2 separate regions of the Mus musculus genome follow, and region 2 is linked to region 1. A link is a loop called in an ENCODE intact Hi-C map of the cell type or tissue named here. Cell type or tissue: heart. All regions are shown on one strand. Each heading gives the region's core, and the rest is flanking DNA. Links, peaks and the distances in the headings are about the cores only. Region 1 has its middle 120 kb from the start of Gm31143. Region 2 has its middle 13 kb from the start of Gm31143.

Evidence for each region. Peaks named below come from ENCODE experiments on the same cell type or tissue, not always from the same donor. Only the 100,000 strongest peaks of a DNase experiment are listed, where the experiment ranks them.
Region 2: it touches region 1 in a loop (2.2-fold over the local background); 1 of 42 quality-filtered maps calls a loop at or near these places.

Annotation. Positions count from the first base shown.
Region 1 is chr17:51,653,123-51,657,520 of GRCm38, reverse strand. No RefSeq gene overlaps it. Among named protein-coding and RNA genes, the nearest start is that of Gm31143, 120 kb to the right of the region's middle. In heart, for the core only: no CTCF peak of the experiment used is centred there; no DNase peak of the experiment used is centred there.
Region 2 is chr17:51,545,339-51,549,736 of GRCm38, reverse strand. No RefSeq gene overlaps it. Among named protein-coding and RNA genes, the nearest start is that of Gm31143, 13 kb to the right of the region's middle. In heart, for the core only: no CTCF peak of the experiment used is centred there; a DNase peak (open chromatin) is centred at 2,476.

The DNA of each region.
Region 1 (4,398 bases), core at 105-4,104:
CTTTCTTGCCTTTACCCATCTTCTCCAGTGAAAAGCGTGTCTCCAGATTTTCTGCCACCCTTTCATCTAGGATCCAGGCCCCAGCAGGCATTAGTGCACACTCCGAAGCCATGGTGGAATGGTTACTCAGGCAGCTGGGTCTGGAGTGTTTCCTCCTCACAGAGGTAGACTGTCTGCTGCCATGGACCACTGGCCCTGTTATAGCTTTGTGCCATAACAAAGACTTGGATAATACTTAGACAGCCTGACTTTGGGGTTAGTAGCCCAGGTACCAATGGCGGATCCATAGAGTGAGCTCCTCTTCTCATTGCTATTGCCATTGTTACACATTGGTATCTAAGCTTTGATTCTCTTTCAGCTATAATGAGGGGCAATGCCCACCTTAAAACATCTGCCAGGGATTCTGGGCTTCTTTGTTTTCATTTCTCTTTCCTCAAGGGATAGTCTGTCTTCCACCCAACTGGTGTGATGGTGAAAATGGCCCCCATCGGCTCATATGTTTGAATATTTGGCCCCCAGTTAGTAGAAGTAAGAAGGATTAGGGGTGTGGTCTTGTTAGACAAGGTATGTCATTGGGGTAGGGTTTGAGGTTTCAATGGACTTATGCCATCCTCTGTGTTCCTTCTTTGCCTCCTGCTTGTGGATCCAGACGTGAGCTCTTAACTGCCCCTGCCATTATACCTTCGCTCTGCAATCATAGACTCTAACCCTCTAAGCTGCAGTTTATAGCACTTCAGGATGCTCTTGGATGAGGTGATGGAGAGAAGCTCTGGCAATGGAGGTATTGTGTGTTCTATTGGGAGCTGAGAGTTCCAGTCCAGGGCACCCACCTTTGAATTTAGGCAAATTGTTGAACTTGTTCATATTTCAGTATTTTAACTATTACATGAATATGGTAACAACAGCTGGTTTATCCAATGATTGTGAGGACTGACTGAGGGAAAGAGTAGACAAAATGTCTCTAGTATTATAGGAAAAAGGACCAGCTTGTCACATGCACTTCTGAATAACTCATGTTCAGTCTGAGAACCTGGGTGTCCTCTCAAGGTATGAACACTCCTATGTAGAAGCAAAGGCTGAGAAGAGGACCTTTGAAGAATAGAAAATTGTCCAACATTAGATTTCTTATCAGTGTTGTCAATTGATTTAAGCCAAAGTCAATGGTCTAGGACACCTGTTGGTACTCAAGTCTACCAGTTCTATCAAACATTGTCATTCTTTTATTGAACTATTTTGTATGAGGGATGTGGGCCTTTGGGGTGTTTGCACAGTGACTGTAGAACACCATCACAAGTTGTAAGAAATAGCAAGATGCAGAAAATGTGGACACCTTTACTTCACACCAAAGTTTGCCTTCCTGGTGATGTAAAGAGTATAGGGATAGCCACACCTAATGTCATCAGGATGAATTTCATAAAGTCAGGGGACACTTAAGAAGGGAGAACCTCTCCCCTCAGGTATGTGACTTCTGCACCATGAAATTCCTGACTTCTGTCATGCATTTCTACTGTGGTGACTGCACAACAGTGCTCAACACTGTCCAACACTGATAAGACTTTGACCTCCTAGAGGAAGAAAACAGGGGCAATTCTGCTCTTAGGCATGATGGGCTGAAGTCAGAAATAAGTTTGCTTTTCCTTCGACTATCAAAAGCTTTAAACTTAATTAATGTTAGTTGAATAAACATCTATTTTCTGTAAGGACTGGCTACATGGTGCAACTATAATTAATAACTGGTAATTACAATGTGCCTGTCATCACTGTAGCATGAGATATAAAGCCATCCCACGGTTGTTTTGCTCAGGCTGTGCCTGCTCTTCTCAGAGAATGCCTGATGCAGGCCTTTGGGGGCTGTAGGTAACTGAGGGTAATACATGCGGCCTCTGCTATGGATACATACACACTAAGGAATCCAAACTAGAGCCTGGCTAGGGAGGTTAAGGCTGGACATTTAATCATGGGCTGCCAGGACCTGTGTGTTTCTGCAGATTTGTGAGGTAGCATGAGGCAAAGGCTCATAGGGAAGGTGCCTTCGGATACAGAATTCTTGATTAACTGTGGCCAAGGCAGCTCTCTTTGAATCCCCTTGGTGCTGAGCCCTACATAGCATGAGAAAAACCGAACACATTATTTTTCTGAAAACCTCTGCTACACACTTACAGGGGCTTCTCACAAAGACTTCCTCTTCCGTGAAGCAATGGAGGGAACTGATGGATCAGGGTCAAGTTTGCTAAGTAGAGGAGTGGGCTTCGTGTTCAACCTTATGGGGCAGTCTGTGTGCTTCTTGCTGATTTAAAATGTCCAATAATGCAGAGGATGCACGGTGGTGGAGAAGATGATAGGAAATGCAGCCGAGTCTGCTCATGTTGTGTTCAGGGTCACGTGAGCATGTCTCTCTTGCAGAGCTCACAGACTGGGCTTTCAGAAGGACTTGCCAGTCGGCCTATATTCAATCAAACTTCTGATCTATGATAGGAGTTTTATATTGATTTTTCCCCCCTTTCATGCAAACACCTTTATATCTGGTCTAAGCAAAGGATGGTATGTCAGAGTCCTTAGGACACACTGCACTGTCCTTCCAGGATAACAAAAATATTTTCTTTGTCCCCTCTACCCAGATTCTAATTTATCTACACCTTCCCCTCTTTTTTTTTTTTTCCTTTAAAAGTGGGAAGGTCAGTTCACAACTGCCTCACATTTCGAGTTTTTTTTTTCTTAGAGCAATTAAGCCTTTGGAAGGGAAGCCAAGGATTAGCTTCTGCCTGACATGGACAGGAAGCTGGTGGCGTATAGGGCATCTGCTCCAGGCATAGAATTTGGCTGCCATTGAATCCTGACTTGATTTGGCATTGTAACTAGCCAAGGAAACCAGAAACCAAGGGTTACATTCTGGTCAAACTGCATCACACAGACCATTCATGGAAGATTAGCACCTGGTACCACCCCAAGGGTTTGAGAAAGCTTGGAGTCAGAAGTCTTCATCATGGTGACCTCCTAGGACTCTAGGCTTCACCTCTCACATATTCCTGGATTGCTGACTTTCTCAAAATCCAGTAAACATCTCTCATTCTAAGGACTTCCCAATACATTTTTTTCCCTACAGGCTACTTGTGTGAGACTGTCCAAGTATAAGAGCTGTTGAATTAGACACCATTAAACAGACCACTTCAGCTTACGGATGAACACCTTGCCAATTGTCCTATTTATCTGATATTGTTAATCTGATTTAATCTAGTTAAACCAAAAAGAGAAAAAAAGAATCTACTTGGCGCCAGACTTTGAAGGAACCCACATCCCTTTCTAACTACAAAGCCTTCTGCTTAATTGTACAAATACTTGTGGGTTTGGCACAGGTGAGTGCCAATTTGTTGTTTTAATATAAAGCTGGAGAACAGGCCTACCTAGCTGCACGTGACATGTGAGATTCTTGGGAGAAGCTGCAACCCTGCAGGTTAGAACTCCACAAGTAGAAGCTTGCACCAAATCTGAAAGGAAATACTTGTAGTGGTTATCAGGTACATAGGAGAGGTAATAAGTAAAGCAGACTCAAACCTGCCCTGGGGTTAAAAGGAATCCCGCCCCCCCCCCCAATATAGCTGTGCCTCTTGATCTCTGGGTTTGATTTTGACTTTGGCCACTTTAGTTCAAGGATTATAAAGAAGGAAATGAAGGAACCATAATGTTTCTCCCTAAACATGAGAACATGCAACTACAAGGAACCTTTGTATAATTTAAAATTGCATGTATGCCTTCCCTTCCATCTCTAAATAGGCGTGGCATCATGCTATCTATCATGTTAGGAAGATGAATTGCTTTGTACTCAGGAATCTCTCAGTGAAGGTTTTATGAGTATACTGGATTTATTTGTCTGACTTACGTGTTCTGTGCTCGGAGTTAGCACCTCTCAGACTTTCATGTACATAGGAATTTCCAGAGGGTTCTTGTTAATAATCGGACCTGATTCAGCAGGTTGGGGGTGGATGGGTGGCTCCTGAGTCTGTTTCTGATAAGCTCTGATTGACTTCAGGGCTTCTGGGTCTAACGTCCTAATTCAGAGGCTTGGGAGATGACTCAGTGGTCAAAAAAAGCATACTGCTCTCCCAGAAGATATGAGATTGGTTCCTAGCACGCACACTGGCTGTCTCACAACTTCCTGGCTGTAATGCAATGTCCAGAGCCTATGCAGGCACCTGCACCACTCTCCCCCAACACAGGATTAAAACCAAAAAAATAAAGTTCTCCTTCACATTTAATCTTACATTGGAATCAAGACTAGGTCTTTTTTTACCCTCAGATTTAGGGAAAGAAAGAGCCCAGGACCTCGAACATGCTAGGCAAGTGCTTTGCCACTGGGTTGTAGCTCTAGTCCTAGTCTAGAAAAACAAAAAAACTCCCCAA
Region 2 (4,398 bases), core at 165-4,164, 110 kb after region 1:
GCACACATTGCCAGGATCATCATGCTTGAGTCATTTCGAGTGTTTTCACGGTCTCAGAATGTGTATAAGGTTCTCAAGGGGAGATGTGGGTTGCATTTCCTACCTCCAGGGCTGTAACAGTTCTGGGTAGTACATTTGTGACCAAAGAGCGATGGTCTGAATGAGGAGAAAGTTTATGAGCATTAAGGACAATTATCATGCTGAGACTGCTTACCTATCATGCATGGATCCCTGGGTTCCCCCCCCTAGCACTGTGTGTATGTATGTGTGTGTATGTGTGTATATGTGTGTATGGATATACATACACATATATATGTACATGTAAAAGTATATATATACATATAGTATATGTATAAGTATATGCATATGTGTAGACAATTAAATGTATTAAAAATCAATTATTTAGGGCCAGTGAGATGACTCAATGGATTAAGTAACTTGCTCATAGTCCTGATCACCTAGGTTTGACCCCCAGGAGGATCTACACAGTAGGAGAACTGACTCTTGCAAAGCGCTCTCTACATTGTCTAGGTGTTTTTGTAGGGCACTTGGGTCACACTCAATAGCTTGGGCCAATCCAGGCTCGCTCCCAGGAAAAGGCTGGCCCACTCCCAGTAAAAGCTGTCATGTTTAGCTCTGTCTCACTTTGCTACCAATAGTATCCACAGTATATTTTTAATTCATATGTGTAGAAAAATAAACATTAAAATTTAATGGTTACTGTTCCTTAGCCCTTAGAGAAATGCCATATCTGTTTAAATATATTTCAAAGCATTAGAACTGTGATAAACAATGATGGGAGTCAAGTTATTTGTGACAATGGAAAAGAGAGGCAACCAGAGGGTAACAAGGAGGCAAGTGCTGGCTGCTAATCCCCAAGAATCCACATGATAAATAGAAGAAATAGACTGCTATAAAGCTGTCTCCTGACCTCCACAACACGCCATGGCATTAGTGTGCCTGTATAAATACACACACACACACACACACACACACACACACACACACACACACACACACACACAATAAACAAACAAACAAATATAATTTGTTTTATAAAAAGAAGTGGAGGTATCTGAGACAAAGGCACAGAACAAACTTAGACAAAGAAGCGTGGTATCTACAAAAGTGGCCTCAATGAGAAAGCAGTGACCTGTTTAGTGGCCAGCCCCTGTTATGAAAGCCTGGCCCTTGAGAAGAAATAGACAGCAGAACTTGCTTGGCCAACTTGGAATGTTGAGGCCAGCTTCCTTGGTGCTCCACCGCAAGGTTCGCCCATGTCTGCGGGACTGTAGTGTGGGTCTCTCTGATGACCACAATGCTCACACATACCAGGGGGTACTTTTCCCAACATAACACAGCTGAAATGGTATCTAAAGAATGAATACTTTTCCCATCAACACACAGGTAAATATGTACAGAGCTACAGTGTTCAAACCGAGTCATCTATTTTACATCTCAACCAGAGGACAATGCTTCCATAAAGCTCACGAGGACTTATTGACTTGCCCAAGTTCAAGGAGAGAAGTTGAACTACTAACTCACATGGTGTTCATGTGAATTACACTGGCAATAGGGAACATTTTATAACTGACTTTTTGAACTAACAGCAGCAGCAGCAGCAGCAGCAACAGCAGCAGCAGCAGCAGCAGCAGCAGCAGCAGCAGCAGCAGCAGCAAGGGCAGAGTGTTTGAATGCTCCAGCATCTCTTAGGGTGGGCCCAGATGGATTCAATGTACCAAGCCACAGAGGTGTCTGTCCATCTCCACCTTAGCAGCTGTCCCTGTTTCCTCACCAGAGCCCTGAGTTCTCTTTGTAATGGAAATGGTTCTGGCTTTGTTTTGTTGGGTAAGAAATTCTTTTCATTTTGGTCTGATGCCCTCATATGTTGTTGCTAAGGTATGTTGTTCAATCAGGCTGTGGAAGCCTTGCTAGATGAATTCTGGATGCCTGGAGCAAGCCTGGAAAACATATTGGATCTAATAGCAGTATCCATACCAACCCACAAGAACCCCTGGATCTGGACAGTGTGTTTAAAGAATGAACCTTAAGTACTGCCTGGACCATTTTACAATTAAAGTGGAAAGTATTTTTCCAAATTGTAGATGAACTAAAATTGTTGTATTTTTCCATAAGACTAAGGGGGGGGGGTAGAACTACCCCAGTCCCATTTATTTTTAACACTATTGCCTTCCTACCAAAGAGAACAAAGCTGGCTATTTTGTGATGTACCATCTCAAAACTCAGTGAAGCCAAAGCTTAATTCTATGTGACATTTCTGGTGGTGTGCTATATTTTTGCAAAAATAAAATCCCTTTGATTAAAATTTCACACCTAGCTGAGGACCATGAAACCCTGATTACCTGGTCCAGTCTGAGCCCAGCATTTGCCAAAAAAGCTTACAAACCTCAGTACAACTTGAGGGGAACTTGGCCTGGGCTTCAAGTCAGTGGAAGCATTCAAAGCCCAAGGCATTTGCCAGGTGGCCTGTTCCCTGCCTGGTGTCAGCAGCTCTAAATTAGGCACATGCTCTTTAAACCAGCCATGAAAATGATTGGCCCAAATAGCTAGAGCCCAAAGGAAATATGAGCCGGTTGGCAGTGACCGAGGCTGGGGACATAACAGGACTTCAGCCTCTTGCTCCTGTGTTATCCCTCCCTGGTTGGGGCAGAACTCGAAGTTTATCCTCTGGAAGCAGATGCTTCAGTTCCAGTGACACTGAGTGTATCAGAAAGAACTGCAAATGCCCAGATTTGCAAATGCTGGTGTTCTGAAGTAGAGGCAGGGGCAATCTTCAGGCTAATGCTATTATAGAACTGTTTGTAAAGCCTGGAGCTTAAACATCTCCGCACCACAAACAGCCACTGCTTTAAAAGGGACATTAGGGTCACATTTGCAACTTTGAGATAAGATTTTATGTCAGAAGTTCAGCCCTCTGGACAGCATAAAACCCGATGAGACGCCGCCTGGGTCATCGCAGCAGTCCACAAACCCAGTGCTTTTGCCTTTAATGATACCGTCTAGCCCAGGCCATAGTGCGGCCTCGTCTTCCAAAGCTCAGAGCTATGTGTCTGAAGTGCAGATAGGTTTAAACCTCCCTCAGAGTTGCTGATGTTTTCAACTTGCTTATGTAATCTATATGCTGTATAAAATAGTGTTTTCTCATGTTTATTCCTGAACGCTTGCTGGTTTGAAGGAGATTCATCAGTTACGTAATTGCTGAAGTTGGGGAACAAGTCCTGTGATCACCTCTTCTGATTAGACTTTAATCAGATCCAAGCTCAAGCTCCGAGGCTGGCAATGTGGAGGATGAGCTGGCACGTGGCAAGACTGAAAGTGGAAGCCGGTGAGGAACCCCAGAAGTGGCCCAGGGAGAGGAATGAGGATTGGAGAAAAGCGGATAGGTGGGCATTCAATTATACCCCTACAATCACAAAAAGGCACTGCCCAGCCTCAAAGGAAAAACAATGACTTCTGAGACCTTTTCTTGAGAAGTCCTTGGCAGCTATGGCATTGAGAGGAGAACAATGAGAGGGAGAAGCAGTTGGAATCAGAGACAGAAAGCCTGCTCAGAAGATAGAAATCTAGAATGTGGCAAGGTCTGAAAAGAATGAGGTAGAAGGCTGGAAAAACGGGAAAGGTTAAAAATGGTGGGAGGTTCTGAGCAGCAGCATAGCAAAAGGATCAGAAAGACATAGAGCCCTGTGGAGTACCAAGGGTCAAGGCTAGACAAATTTTAATAGCAGGATTAGCCACCACAGCAAGGCTCTGGCTGGGTCCTTGTGAACTAAGGGCACACTTGACCACCTGACAGATGCGTGGAGGTGTGACCCATAAAGTCCCAGAAAGAAATAGAAGAAGGAGGAAAAAGGAGAGAAAGACTGATGACTTTAAAATTAGAAAAACTAAATTTGGACTTATTATGCCCAAGAGGAATATAGCCTGATGCACAATTTATGCAAATTGATAAAGCTGATTACACAAATTAGCCAAGGCTTTTTTTTTCCCTCTGGTCAATAAGTCTCCTCTGCCTCCCCCGTCTTTTAAACCCAGCAGATCACTGTTGGCATTTACAATGAATCCTCTTCCTGGCGCTGCTAGCCAATTACTTGAAAAGACTCAGTGGGCCATTTCCTATTTCGGGCTCTAGGCTCGAACTTACAGAACACCCAAAGAACAGGGCAGATGAAAGCAGCTGGCCCTCCAAGAGAATGACACAGTTAACAGCCCAAGGCCATCACTCAGCAGATCCTCAATTCCCCAACCCTCTCCTAAAACTCCACTATAGTCCTAATAAAATACATATTAGTGAATTATGCTTAATATGAATTTTAGCCAATCTTCCAAGACTCTCTTGGAGAAAGGATCTATGATCATCCTTTGAATGGGAGAAACTAG